Linked DNA regions of Homo sapiens: region 2 is linked to region 1. Evidence: read pairs that join two places in POLR2A ChIA-PET (ENCODE). Cell type or tissue: GM12878. All regions are shown on one strand. Links, peaks and the distances in the headings refer to the core of each region. The heading gives the core; the rest is flanking DNA. Region 1 overlaps ZC3H12D (zinc finger CCCH-type containing 12D). Region 2 overlaps UST (uronyl 2-sulfotransferase).

Region 1 (7,315 bases), core at 1,978-4,477:
TATCATTTCAGGCCATTGCTGGCTTTGAAGATAGAAGGGGCCATGAGCTGAGGAACACAGTCTCTAGAAGCTGGAAAAAATAAAAAAGACTCTTCTCTAGAACTTCCAGAAGGACACTTCCAGGGGACAGAGCCACAGCCAGGAACAGGCACACTGAAGAACATTCCTGCCAACAGGAGCCACACTTCTCATCCGCTCAAGGTGGAAAGAACAGGTGTCCCACTCAGTCTTTAAGCCCCTCCCCACCACCGCAAGGCCAGACAGTGCATGAAGCAGTACTGCCTTCAAAAACAGAAAATGGCAATGTCTGCAATACTACAAAACCTCAGTGAAAGGGAATTTTCAGAAACCATGTTTCTGAGGTTAATTGAATTTTGAGGTCAACAGATAACAATGAGACACCACTTTGGGTTTCAATCACCCATTGCCTGTGAAGGGTCAGCACCCACCTGAACCTTTCACAACTAAGGATATGGCAGACCCGGAGGGACATGAGTCCTGTTAAAAGTCCCATTGGAGGACACAACAGATGTCACTGCAGAAGGGGCAGAGGATGGGGTGGAACCTCACACTCCACTCTCCCCAGAGCTTGCCTTTAAAAGGAACAAATTAAGTCCTGTGATCAGGTGGCGGTTGTGCTATTTGTCTCTTTTCCCTAACTACTGGGATCCAGGGAAGAGGGAGGGGATGTGTGTGTGTAGACACATTGTGTGTGTGTGTCCATATATGACACACACAGAGCACAGGTACATGTGTTCTGGTTAACTCAGGTGTTTTGGAGGTAGCCAGTGTGTGAGAACATTTATGCTCTGACACATTCTTCGTAGTGAGTCTGAGTAAGGGTTTCGATGTATAACCCGCACAGATTGAACATGAGAAAATTAATCTGATTGCAATCATGAGAGGTGGGGGGCAGAGGTGGGGGATCAATGGATGTACCCACGACACATTATGGTCATGTGCAAACAGAGGATGTGGCTTAAGTTTGACTCCAAGCAGCAACAGAGACTCCCATAAAAACAAAACCCTCCACCACCCCAAAGAGAATCTCTTTGGGGACTGGGCATGTTTTTTGTTGCCCCTGAAATAGTCTTTTTACCCTACAGCCACTCTGCTGTTTTGATTTGGAATCACAGAACTCATACAACCTTAGGGCTGGGAAGGTCTTTGATTTAAGCATTCAAAGCCTTCCTTCTATGGAAGCCCAGGGAAAGAGGTTCCTTGCTCAGATCATATAGAGGCCAGGCCCCTCTCACAACCCCTTCTAGTCTTTCTAGGACCCTCAGAACCTACTGGATTCTTAAAAATCCTTTTAGCTTCCCAGAGATCTTAAATTGAGCAGAATTTCATAGGTTTACCTATCTGGTGCCTATACATGACATGGGTGACAATGTGACAGAGACCCCATGGGCCAGCCCCTAAGTCCCAGGAGAAAGAGAGGGCTCCATCACCTGCTGATGGCATCAATGCCAGGGAGACTTAGCTGGTTAAAAGTGAAAAAAAAAAAAAAACTCAAAGTACACACCGCAAAAAGTGCAGGGACAGCCCCTGAGGCTGGACCATCTGGGCTGAACCATTGCAAACCTCGGTCCTGCAACACCAAATCCAAAGTGAGCCCAAATCCCCAGGGGAAACTCTCGGAGGCTCTGTTGACACATTCGGTGCCGCGGAGAATTGCTTTTCTGGATTCCCACCTATGGTGGGAGTAACTCAGCTTTTGAAAAGGGAAGCACATATATTTACAGCTGGGAGTGAACCATTTCCTATGGCTCTGCCCTTTGCACGGTTGTAACAAAGCCAAGCGGTAGAATAATCCACTTGTTTGGGCAACGCCCCACTTCGCCCAGCAGGGTGTTGGGGGAGGCTGCAGAGATTCCGTCACAGGGGAGCTTAGCCAAGACAGGCAGATAACAACTCGGGCGTGAGGCTGGCATTCCCAAAACCCACAAAGATGCCAACACACAAATGTTCACACAGCCGCATCTGCAGCTCAGGGGGCCACAAACAAATCTCTCAAACTTAAGGTAGCCGCAACACCGCCTCCCCAGCAACCCCAGCAGAGGGCTTCCAGCGCACTTCAAAGCACACCTTCCCCTCTGATGCTCATAACCTTGAGAGAGTAGAAGAGATATTTGTGGGCCTCTTTCACAGAAGAGGAAATGAGTCCTGCAGCTTTTCCAGAGTCTCGCAGCCGGTTAGGGACAGACTCCCAACAAGAAGCCACATCTGCCAACACTTGACCCAGGGCGCCTCCCTCATTACCACACCTTCCCCAAAAGAAGGCTCTTCCTCTGGGTTATGATCATAACAGCTACACTTGTTGATCACTTACTCTGTGTCAGGCACTATCCTAGGCATTTTGTGCACAAAAACCCTCTACAGAGATTTTATCCCAACCGTACAGATGGGAAAAATGAGCTCAGAGGGGTTAAGTGACTTGCTTAATGCCACACAGTTACTAAGAGATGGTACAGGGATTCAAAGCCTGATCCGTTGGCCCCAAAGCTCTTTGGACCAAACCACAAGGAAGAGGGACAGTTCTCAGGGCTCCTGCGAACAGGGGCCTCCCCAGCCCCAGCTACAGGATGAAGGGAAGCTACCTCATCGCCACGTTGCTGCCATCAATCACTATGGGTCGCAGAGAACTGGCCAGGGTTCTGAAGTCCTCTTCCAGGGCTGTCCCCGGGCCACGCTGGGCAGAGTCCGGGACCCCACAGGAGCCCCGAGGCACTAGCCTGGGTGCAGCCGGGTGCTCCAGGGCACCCGGGCGGCTGCCCGTGCGGATAAGCTCCTGCAGCACGTCGTTGACCAGGGCGCCCTCGCCCAGCTTGCCCAACACCCGGAGCACATCCTCCCGGTCATAGCCCAGCTTCTGGAAGAATTCCATCTTGCTGGGGTGCTCCATGCTGTGCCCAGCGGCCACTGGCGCAGGTCCTGCCCCAGGCTTCCTCCTCTCAGAGCCCTGCAGACATGAGCTAAAGAGAAAAAAAATGCATCCATCAGGTGTTTCCTGGGCAGACTGGGGCAAGGGCAAGGTGTGCCTGCGCTGGCTCCCTCCCGGCCTAGCTGTCAGGAAATCAGGTGGAGCCCAGTCCCACTGGGGACTTTCAGTTGCTCAATGTGGCTGTGGAGCTGCAGAAGCAATCACGCTGCTTTCACAGTGAGCTCACTGAGGCCTTCACCCCACACTGCCCGGCAGGGCACACACCCGACCGCACACCAGGGCTGCAGGGGCTGAGCGTGCACCTAGCACTCGGGACAGGCCAAACACAGGTTTCTTGTTTCTCAGACTCTGTGGGGGGCTGAATAGTGACCTCCCAAATTCCCATGGTAAATTCCTCACCCCAGTACCTCAGAGTGTGACTATATTTAGAGCTATGACCTCTAAAAGGAGGTCCCTAATCCAATATGACTGGTGTCCTTATAAGAAGAGGAAATTTGAACACATAACACACAGAGGGACCACCATGTGAAGACTCAGGGAGAAGGGAGAAAGCAACCCTGCAGGCACCTTGACCTTGAACTTCCAGCCTCCAGAACTGTGAGACGATGAATTTCCCTTAACGCCCCAGTCTGTGGTGCTTTGCTCTGGGGCACCCAGCTCTCGGGACAGGCCAAACACAGGTTTCAAGCAGACTAACACAGGCCCCTGGCTTACCCAGGGCCAAATGCCCCCGGGCGAATTCTACTCCCAGAAAGGCAGTGCTCCCACCCAAATTCTGCTTGCTGCCCTGCACAGCTTTCCCTAATGATTAACTCAGACCACACTGAACCTCTGCAATAGAAGGGCCTGCCCCGGCTGGGCATGGTGGCTCACGCCTGTAATCCCAGCACTCTGGGAGGCTGAGGCGGGCAGATCAAGAGGTCAGGAGATAGAGACCAGCCTGGCCAACATGGTGAAACCCCGTCTCTACTAAAAATACAAAAATTAGCCAGGCATGGTGGCGCACGCCTGTAATCCCAGCTACTTTGGAGGCTGAGGCAGGAGAATCTCTTGAACCTGGGAAGCGGAGTTGTGGTGAGCAGACATTGCGCCATTGCACTCCAGCCTGGGCAACAAGAGTGAAACTCCGTCTCAAAAAAAAAAAAGGGGCCTGCCCCAAATTTCATCCATCCCAGCCAGGCATTACAGCCTGACCTACACCGGGGGTTGGGGGGTGGCCTGGGAAGGGGGCTGTGTCCTGATAGATGGCTTCTAAATGATGATGATGAAACCAACAGGAACACTCTAGACAGCCTTGGTCCCTCTCTCTTTTCTACCCACAAAGACCGATATATTTCAAAAAAAATTTTTTTAAATACAGAAATAATCATGAAAACATATTTATTGCAAGCGAAAACTCCAAGCAACGTAGAAGCATAAAGAATGAAAAGACATGATGTTTCTCCTACACACCCCAAACCCACTTGCTTCCCCTACTGTTTTTCCGCACCCCTCTAGTGCTTCCTCTGTACATTTACTTGCATGTCTAATAGATAAACACAAATATTGTTTTAGAGTTGTTTTGGTTTAGTTTTACACAAATGGTGTCATCTTATACTTATTGCTCAGCAACTTGCTTTTCTTATTAAAAATGCATTTTGGGGGCCGGGCGCAGTGGCTCATGCCCGTAATTCCAGGACTTTGGGAGGCTGATGTGGGTGGATCACAAGGTCAGGAATTCGAGACCGGCCTGGCCAACATGGCGAAATCCTGTCTCTACTAAAAATACAAAAATTAGCCAGGCATGTGGCATGCACCTGTAATCTCAGCTACTTGGGAGGCTGAGGCAGGAGACTCGCTGGAACCTGGGAGGCAGAGGCTGCAGTAAGCCAAGATCGTGCTACTGCACTCCAGCCTGGGCAACAGAGTGAGACTCCATCTCTCAAAAAAAAAAATGCATTTTTGGCTGGGCATGGTGGCTCCTGTCTGTAATCCCAATACCCTGGGGGGCCGAGGCAGGCGTATCGCTTTAGCCTAGGAATTTGAGACCAACCACAGCAACATGGCAAAACCCTGACTCTACAAAAAATACAAAAATTAGCGGGGCATGGTGGCGTTGGCCTGTAATCCCAGCTACTTAGGAGGCTGAGACGGGAAAATCACTTGAGCCCAGGAGTTTGAGGCTGCAGTGAGCCGAGATCATACCACTGCACTTCAGTCCAGATGACAGAGCAAGACCCTGTCTAAAAAAATAGAATAGAATAGAATAAAAATGCAGTTTGGAAATCTTTCCATGCTAGTTTACCTGTTCTACTGCTCACTGTATCCCCAGCACTTAGGACAGTGACTCACACAGCTGAATCTCAACGTACATGTGTTGATTGGTGAATGAATGAATGAATGAATGAATGAGTGAATACGTTCTTCAGTGTTTAACCATATGTCATAGGATGAAAGTTTGTTTTCCATTTTTCACTGTTACAAATCAGGCTCAGTGAACATTCCGGCACATCCACCTTTCTCCCTCATCCTCATCTCAGTATCACAGGCTCCTGACCTTCAGTCCCTCTTCTCCTATTTGACTTCATTGTGTCAATCACATCACTCAGCCAGGTTCCCACTTTGGCCTGGCATTCTCTGCAGGCCTGTCCCAGGAGTTCAGGAGCCACAGCAGGTCTAACAATGGCAGGGTCTGGCAGGTGAAGGGCATTTCACAGCCAGCCCCCTGGACAGAGAGGCCTCTGCCACGGCGTCCACCTGCTCACCTCCCACTCCACCTCAGCCCACTGATGGCAGGCACCACGTGAAACAATGAAACTGACCCCAGGGGCACCAGCCCCTTCTAACTGCCAAATCCAACAACACTTTCACAGTCCTTGCCTTATGCCACCTCTCTGCCGCTTTTGAAACTGGGAACCACTCCTTGACTTGTTATTTTAAATTAAAAAATTGTGGACTGCCCTTTCTTGAAACTATCTGTTCCCTTAGGCTGTATAACTTGGCCTGATTCTTCTCCTCAATTGGTCCAGCTCTTTCCCCTCTCCTTCAGTGTTGGGGTGCCACCCACACCCTCCATCAGCACCTATATTCCGATGGGCCCCACAGCTGCATGTCTTGCTCACACCTCCCACTGAGCACCAGGCACAGTTATAAGTCTGTGAGATAAACACTGTGCTTGCTACTTAAGTGCTATGGGAACTCAGAATGCAGTCACACAACAGACATGTGCTAAGTGACTACTTCAGTGGTTCCCAAGGTGTGGTCTAGGGAAGCCCGGGGGACTCCAAGATTTTTTCAGGGCATCTTCAAGGTAAAAACTATTTTTAGGCCGGGCACGGGGCTCATGCCTGTAATCACAGCACTTTGGGAGGCTGAGGCGGGCGGATCACGAGGTCAGGAGTTCGAGACCAGCCTGGCCAATATAGAGAAAACCCCTCTCTACTAAAAATATGAAAATTAGCTGGGCATGGTGGGGTGCACCTGTAGTCTCAGCTACTCAGGAGGCTGAGGCAGGAGAATCGCTTGAACCCAGGAGGGAGAGGTTGTGGTAAGCCGGGATCATGCCACTGCACTCCAGCCTGGGCAACAGAGCAAGACTCCATCTCAAAAAAAAAAAAAAAAAAACTATTTTTATAATAATGCTAAGATGTAATTTCTGTACTTTACTCTTATCCTCTCCTGAGTGTACGACAGAATATTCTAGAGTCTACATGTTATGTGATATCGCAACAGCTTGAATGCAGAAGCAGGTATGAGAATCCAGCTGTCTTCTATTAACCCAGACGTTAAAGAGATTTGCAGAAATGTTAATTAGTGCCAGGCTTCTTACTAATTTTTTTTTTGTTTTGGAAAATAAAGTTATTTTTCATGAAGATATGTCATTTATGTCAGTATAATTGGTTTATTATTATGTAGAAATAAATGAATTTTTTAAGTTCTTAGTTTTCATTTCTAATAAAGTACATATCCAGCGATAGATAGAATCCACATAAACAAAGCCTCTTTAAGAACCTTAATAATTTTTAAGAGTATAAAGGGGCTCTGAAACTAAAAAGTTAATTCTTAAATCTAGAGCTGTTCCAACAGGTATTTCCACATAGTTGACACCATGTAGGTGACCTATAGACATGCCCTCCTTCTCCCAGGGCCCCAGTACAGAACATCCAGTGTCTTTACTCCCTTAATCTGGCCCTCTCACATCTATCTCCTACTGTCCTCTGCCCCACCCACCCCTCAGTCCTGCCATCTTCACCCCATACCTGATGACTGTAACAGCCTCCATCTGGCTTGTAGCCAACATTGTATTTCTAAAACAAGTCGGATCATGTTCGCCACCTGCTTCGAAATCTCCTCATTGGCTACAAGAAATACACCAAATTCCTAGACAGGCTG
Region 2 (7,315 bases), core at 2,247-4,746, 720 kb before region 1:
ATGGTTTCAGTTTTTAATTTCAACTTTTAAAAATGCATCTTGTTTGCTACTTAAGCCCCACTGTTTTGAGGGAAGGACCAGCCAACGGCACCCACCCCAGCTGGCTTTAGACCTTCCAAGGTTAGGAGAGGTGTGACGTGAGGAGTAGGCTGACGTGGGGCAACCGGAAAGCATAGTGTGGGGAAGGACGAGAACAGAGCCACTGATGATGCTTTCTCTTCCCCATAGGAGACAGTGGTGAACAGTCCTTCTTCCTAGTCAATTTGGGGAAAGGCAGAGTATGTTCTACTTAGAGAATGTTCTGCTGTAACACATTTGAAAAGAGTAAAGGAAGTGATGGGGAGGAAAATCATGCAAGGATAACTGTTATCTTGATTTCCCACCCTGAGATTGGGTGGAGGGGGAGCACAAACATACATTGGGGTAAATAGAAATATATAGCAAATGCTACACTTAAGCTTGGAGACCATGGTCTTTCCAATTCAGTGAATTTTTTTTTTTTGAAATGGCATTCAAACTTTGTTTTGCTATGGAAAACAAACAAAAAATCAAATAAAATCTCCCCCAGAAATTAGGTTATGATGCAGCCTTGCTGCCAGTAGCCTTATTACTTATGAGCTGTGGAAATATCAAAAACTTGGAATAAGACTCATTGATATAAACAGAATAAGCCAGATGGCTTACTACTGATCTTGTACAACCGACAAACTCTAATGATCTATCATCCAGCCTTGGATATGTGATTTAGACTTTATGGGAGCTAAACTTGTTGGACTCATTCCCAGCTGATATGCTTTCCTTTCCATTTTTAATTTATACCACTTTAAATGGAGATATAGAACTTTAGTTCTCAGAATTGCCAATCTTTACGTATATTATATATGAGCCTGGCAATTTAGAGTCAAAAAATGAAAAGTATGTCATGTTATTGAATTTGAAATTCTCTAAGTTTAAGTGCATTTAAAGGAAAATGTGAAAATAGAGGTCCATATCTGTTACAAAATAGTTTCTTTGAACCTAAAAAGCCAAATTTTATTTTTCTTCTGCATTTCACACATGGTATAAATATAATACTTTAGGCTCCAAACAGTAATCTAGGAAATGAATGCATAAAATATGACGTTATCAATAGAAATTGTTGACATAGAAAAAATGATATTCTTGTTCATAGCTACAAGTTTATATTGTGGGGTTGGTTGGGGACACAGTGGCACTATATTAGAGAAAGGATAGAAAATGGAATTCAGCTATGGTAATCCGTTCTGTAAACAAATAGCATGAATGGTGAAAAGCAATCTGCCTTGTAAACTATTTTTTAATGTAGACTAGTCTTAGTATGAATTGTCTAAGAACACATATAAATGTGGATTATCTAAATACTGTCTTTCTTCAAATTCCCTGTCATCAATCCAGGCTTAAGACAGTGGTTAGTTTTGTTTTGGAGAAACTGGAAAGAAAGTGGTCAAGGTTTTTGAGTCCCAAAATAAATAGTATCTTTTGCTTCCTCAGAGGGAGACTGAAGGAGCAAAAACAGTAGCTTGACCTGCAGCTGTACTGGTGGGTGTCCATGATGGACAATGAAAACGCATCTTATTTGATGGATTGTAGCTGCTAGAATTATTAGGAGTTGCTGCTTTTTTTTTGTTTTTTGGAAAGAAGACTTGACCACAAATTAATTTTGTCATAAATATATTTATTTGTATTACATAGAAACTCGGCTTTAAGCAAACAGTGATATACATAAATCCCTTTTTATCAGAAATAGGGACAGAAACACTAACATTTCACAAAAATTCTTATTTGCAAAAGTCAATGTAGCAACTGTTTTGCAAGAGAATTCCAAATAAAGTACATTTCAGCATTTGCTATTAGTTTTTAAACAGCTTTGTTGAGATATAATTCATATACCATATAATTCACCCATTTAAAGTTTTTAATAGTTTAATAGCTTTTAATATATTATAGATATGTGTAACCATTGCCACAATTTTAGATTTTCATCACCACAAGGAGAAACGCCATACCCTTTATCCAACACTTTTGCCCCATCAACCCCAGTCCTAAGCAACCGCTAATTTACTTTCTGTCTGTATAGATTTGCCTATTCTTGGCATTTTATAGAAATAGAATAATATAATATGTGGTCTTTTGTGATTGGCTTCTTTTACTTGACATAATGTTTTCAAGGTTCATTCATGTTATAGCATGTGTCAGTACTTCATTCTTTTTTATGGCTGAATAATATTTCCTAAGAATTTTTTTTATTGCGGAATAAAATGTTCCATAAGACTGTATGGATATTCCACATTTTGTTTATCCATTCACCCATTAATGGACATTTGGGTTGTTTTCACCTTTTGTCTACTGTAAGTAGTGCTGCTATGAACATTTGTGTTGCAAGCTTTTGTTTCAACACCTGTTTTCTGTTCTTATGGGTATATACCTAGGAGTGGGATTGCTGAATCATATGGTAACTCTAAGTTTAAGTTATTGAGGAACTGCCAAGCTGTTTCTACAGTGGCTGCACCATTTTACATCCCCCGCCAAGAAAGTATGAGAATTCCAATTTCTTCACATCCTCACTGCCATTTCTTATTTTCCATTTTTTTATTATAGCCATCTTAATGGGTATGAAGTGGTATATTCATTGGCGTTGTGTTTTGCATTAATGATGTCGAGTATCTTTTCATGTGCTTGTTGACTGTTTGTATATCTTCTTTGGAAAAATGTCTATTCACATTTTGCTGATTTTTTTTTTTTTTTTGAGATTGGAGGCTCGCTCTGTTGCCCAGGCTGGAGTGCAGTGGCGCGATCTCAGCTCACTGCAAGCTCTGCCTCCCAGGTACACGCCATTCTCCTGCCTCAGCCTCCCAAGTAGCTGGGACTACAGGCGGCCGCCACCATGCCTGGCTAATTTTTTTGTATTTTTTAGTAGAGATGGGGTTTCACTGTGTTAGCCAGGATGGTCTCGATCTCCTGACCTCGTGATTCGCCCGCCTCGGCCTCCCAAAGTGCTGGGATTACAGGCATGAGCCACCGCGCCCGGCCACTGATTTTCTTTAAAAAATTTATTTCCATAGGTTTTAGGGGAACAGGTGGTATTTGGTTACGTGAGTAAGTTCTTTAGTGGTGATTTGTGAGATTTTTGTGCACTCGTCACCCAAGGAGTATACACAGAACTCAATTTCTGGTCTTTTGTCCCTCACCCCCTTCCCACCCTTTCTCCCTGAGTCCCCAAAGTCCATTGTGTCATTCTTATGCCTTTACATCCTCATAGCTTAGCTCCCACTTATGAGTGAGAACATATGATGTTGAGTTTTCCATTCCTGAGTTACCTCAGTTGCCTATTTTTGAATTGGGTTGTTTGTATTTGTGTTGTTGAGTTGTAAACATTATTTATATATTCTTAACAGTAGACCCTTTTCAGATATATGATCTTGCTATTAATTTGGGGGTTGGGAAATATGATACTGACTTAAATACAATACTGTTATGTATTGTTCACTATATTATAGGTGTTCACCTTATCAAGGAGCAAGAAATTAGTTTTATATGTAAATGAGTTTTAAAGTGTTAAGTACGGTACCTGGGTATATAGTAAAACCTAAATAAACTCTAAAGATGGATTGAAAACAAGGATCTGTTCTAAAGAATCCTGGGGGTCTTGTTTTACAGTTATGGATTACTTTGAATATTAAACACTTTACATTTATCTCTAAGGTATGATAATTCATGGATAGTTAACACTTAACCTATTTTAGAGATGTCACAAAGATTGCTGTGACTTGTATGTGGAATATGAATTTAGCTAATTTTTGAACAGCAGATTATAGTACAATGGTTATATTTTGTCTTTATATTTGCTCACTAGAATGGAGCCGATGAGCTCAGCAGGAGAAAACATTTGGGTTTATTATGTTCCTTATACAATATATGAAGCAACCAAGGAAATCTTAAGCATTCTCATGAAATTGGAATTCATATGCAATTTATTTTGTATTCATGTTGTGGTATAATATGAAGGACAAATATATAGGAACAGTATTTGCTACGTATGTTTCTCTTGAGTAAAATAACTTATGAGTTTTAAGAAGAAATATTGTTTTTACAAAAATGACAGAAAATTTTAGTAGGTTTCAAAAATATATATAATCAAAATAAGAAGCTCTAAAATAACTGCAGTCAATTAGATGCTGCTTGGCCTCAGTTTGAATAATTGGCAACACTCTCTGAAATGGTCTGCCTCTATGTCTCTACCCAAATCTCATCTTGAATTGTAGTTCCCATAATCCCCACATGTTGTGGGAGGAACCCTGTGGGAGGTAATTGAATCATGGGGGCGGTTAACCCCCATGCTGTTCTTGTGATAGTGAGTTCTCATGAGATCTGATGGTTTCTTTTTTTTTTCTTTTTTTTTTTAATACACATTCCCCAAAACTGGATTACTGGGGTCCAGTATTCCAATTATGAGCATTTTTAATTTATTAAATTTTGTTAAATATTTTAGATCAAAATGTTGAAGTAATTTACACATAATTCACATTTCCTGCCACCTCCACAGAGCTAGATGTCATCTCTATAGTTCTGGTAATCATCCAGGTGAAAAATGGTAATATTTTTTAATTATACTTTAAGTTCTAGGGTACATGTGCACAACGTGCAGGTTTGTTACATACGTATACATGTGCCATCTTGGTGTGCTGCACCCATTAACTCGTCATTTACATTAGGTATATCTCCTAATGCTATCCCTCCCCCCTCCCCCCACCCCACGACAGGCCCCGGTGTGTGATGTTCCCCTTCCTGTGTCCAAGTGTTCTCATTGTTCAATTCCCACCTATGAGTGAGAACATGCGGTGTTTGGTTTTTTGTCCTTGTGATAGTTTGCTGAGAATAATGGTTTCCAGCTTCATCCATGTCCCTACAAAGGACATGAGCTCATCCTTTTTTATGGCTGCAAAGATCTGATGGTTTCATAAGGGGCTTTTCCCCTTTGCTCAGCACTTCTCTCTCCTGCCACCATGAGAAGAAGGATGTGTTTGCATCCCCTTCTGCCATCATTGTAAGTTTCTTGAGGCATACCCAGCCATGTGGAACTGTGAGTCAATTAAACCTCTTTCCTTTAAAAATCACCCACTCTCAGGTATGTCCTTATAGCAGCATGAGAACGGACTAATACACTGTCATTCAAAATTACCAGGGAACCAGATATAGCTGCTTAGTCTTGAAGCTACGCCATACCTCTTGGTCTGTCTCAGGGTTTATATTGATTGTCTATAATTTCCCCAAAACTGCCACTGATTCATTTTTGTTGTCTCGCTGCCTGCTTAGACTTCTGCTAATGTCTTTGTACTGATTGTTTAGGAAGGTACAATTCCAATTAGGATCTCTAAACTCCTGTAAGTATTTGTTTATTTCATGATCTCTTATGAAGTTTTGACATTCTACCTTGTATTGTGATCATCTGTGAGCAAGCACCTTGAAGGGAGGAAGCTTATTCAGTGCTTCGCATCCCTGCTCTGACATCTCTTCTGGGTGCTCCACACAGGCCCTCAGGAAGTGGCTGTTGATTCAGTATATTTGCTGAGCAACTGTTCTTCACTAGGATTCCAAATCCTGCTTTGTTTGGTCTCTATTTAGAGAATATGGGGAGGGATGCCAAGAAGGACTCTAGCTCAGTTGATGCCTTTAGCCTATTTCTTTCTTGCTCTTTGAAGCTGATGCTCCAAGCAAATACATTACAACCACTTATGACATATGAGTACATATAGTTTTGTTTAGAGGTGGTTGCCCATTCTAGAGTGTAGTGGTGCCATCAGAGCTCACTGCAGCCTCAACCTCCTGGGCTCAAGCCATCCTCCCACCTCAGCTTCTTGAGAAGCTGGGACTACAGGCACAAGCCATCATACCTGGTAACACAAACATTTCCTTCTGTGCACAGAGATAACTGTCCACTTCTTACCTTTGGGCATTTGGAATTACACTTTTAGAGCTCTCTCTGTAATTAAGAATAGCTGAGATCAGTTTAGAGATTTGTGTGCATACAGTTAGAATGCAAACTTCTTGTTACTTGTCATTTTCTGAAATCCTAGACCAGTTGTTTTGGAAGTTTGCAGAATAGCTGTTATTTCTGTAGGTTAGTGTCTTCTTTAGGTAGCAATTTGTGTTAAATTAGCCAGTATGTTTCAAGCATGACTTTAAGTCATGAAGGAGATGAGACCGTGGAATGATGTGATTTTTGAAATAGGGACTGAACAGAGTTTAACCTAGAACTGCAACACGACCATACTGTAAAATTAGGTCTCAATCCACCAACCCATTTACACTTGTTTGGTGAAAGATACTATAATAACCTTAAGTCATGGCTTTGATTAGGCAATTCTTAGTTAATTCATTAATAGATGATTTAAATAACCTATTACCTTTAACTGTACTGCATTTCTGGAAACACCATTGCTGTTTTTTAGTTCAAGGAGTACAATTTTCATAATCTTGATGAAAGAAAAATGAGAATATTCTGAGACATATGAATTCCTTTGTTCAGTCATTCAACAAATATTCATGGAAGGCCTTCTTTGGGGCAGAAGCATCAGGCAGTAGGAAGGATATAGGTTTTGGAGCAGAGCTCCGGGTGTGAAGCACTGTGTTACCATTTATTAGCTGGGACAGCTTGAATAATTTTATTAACTTCTCTGAACCTCTGATGTTTTGATGTATACAATAGGATTAATAATTGCTGTTTTACAGGATACTTCTCTAACCCAAGGCCTGACATTTAAGTTCAACAATTGCCAATTTTCTCAGCTTGTTCTTTGCTTCCCTTTAACTCCCTCTTCATTTAGCACACATACACATATGAGTGTACACACACACTCATATCAGAACACAGCTGGGGGAGTATACAGATTCACTGATAACCTGACTTCCAATTGAAAGAAGCAATCAAACCTAGAAATACACAATTACTTCACTAGTATTTGGCAAGGGCTCTTCAACACCTGACAAGTTCCGGTAATTCATCCATCCCACTAATTACATATATGTACCCCTTCCTGCTTCTTCTCTTCTGCTTCCTGGAGATAGTCTTTAAATGACACATTTTTTGCACAGCCTGATTTCCTCTGTTTTGAATTTATCCACACTACTTTTTTTGTTCCTGCATTCACAAAATAAAAATAGCTGTGTGGAGGGAGTATGCTGGCGCTTACTCTCTGGGATAGCCAGCTGTTCTAGGATTGCACTAGTGATCCATAAGATACATCCTTTCAGAAATAATCACAATGCCAGGCATACACTGTGCCTGCTCCCAGAACTT

What was found. ChIA-PET counts read pairs that join two places held together with the same protein. Peaks named below come from ENCODE experiments on the same cell type or tissue, not always from the same donor. Only the 100,000 strongest peaks of a DNase experiment are listed, where the experiment ranks them.
Region 2: POLR2A ChIA-PET joins it to region 1 with 5 read pairs; 2 of 35 experiments call an interaction of 5 or more read pairs at or near these places.

Annotation. Positions count from the first base shown.
Region 1 is chr6:149,471,639-149,478,953 of GRCh38, forward strand. It overlaps ZC3H12D (zinc finger CCCH-type containing 12D), which reads right to left. Exons shown (of 6, transcript NM_207360.3): 2 at 2,601-2,975. The coding sequence starts at 2,905. Among named protein-coding and RNA genes, the nearest start is that of ZC3H12D, 9.7 kb to the right of the region's middle. RefSeq lists silencers at 1,569-1,754, 2,990-3,089. In GM12878, for the core only: no CTCF peak of the experiment used is centred there; no DNase peak of the experiment used is centred there; H3K4me3 peaks cover 2,036 bases; H3K27ac peaks cover 1,807 bases.
Region 2 is chr6:148,751,248-148,758,562 of GRCh38, forward strand. All of the region lies in intron 1 of UST (uronyl 2-sulfotransferase), which reads left to right. It overlaps LOC107986659 (a long non-coding RNA gene), which reads right to left. Exons shown (of 2, transcript XR_001744408.2): 2 at 6,657-7,315. Among named protein-coding and RNA genes, the nearest start is that of UST, 7.9 kb to the left of the region's middle. In GM12878, for the core only: no CTCF peak of the experiment used is centred there; no DNase peak of the experiment used is centred there.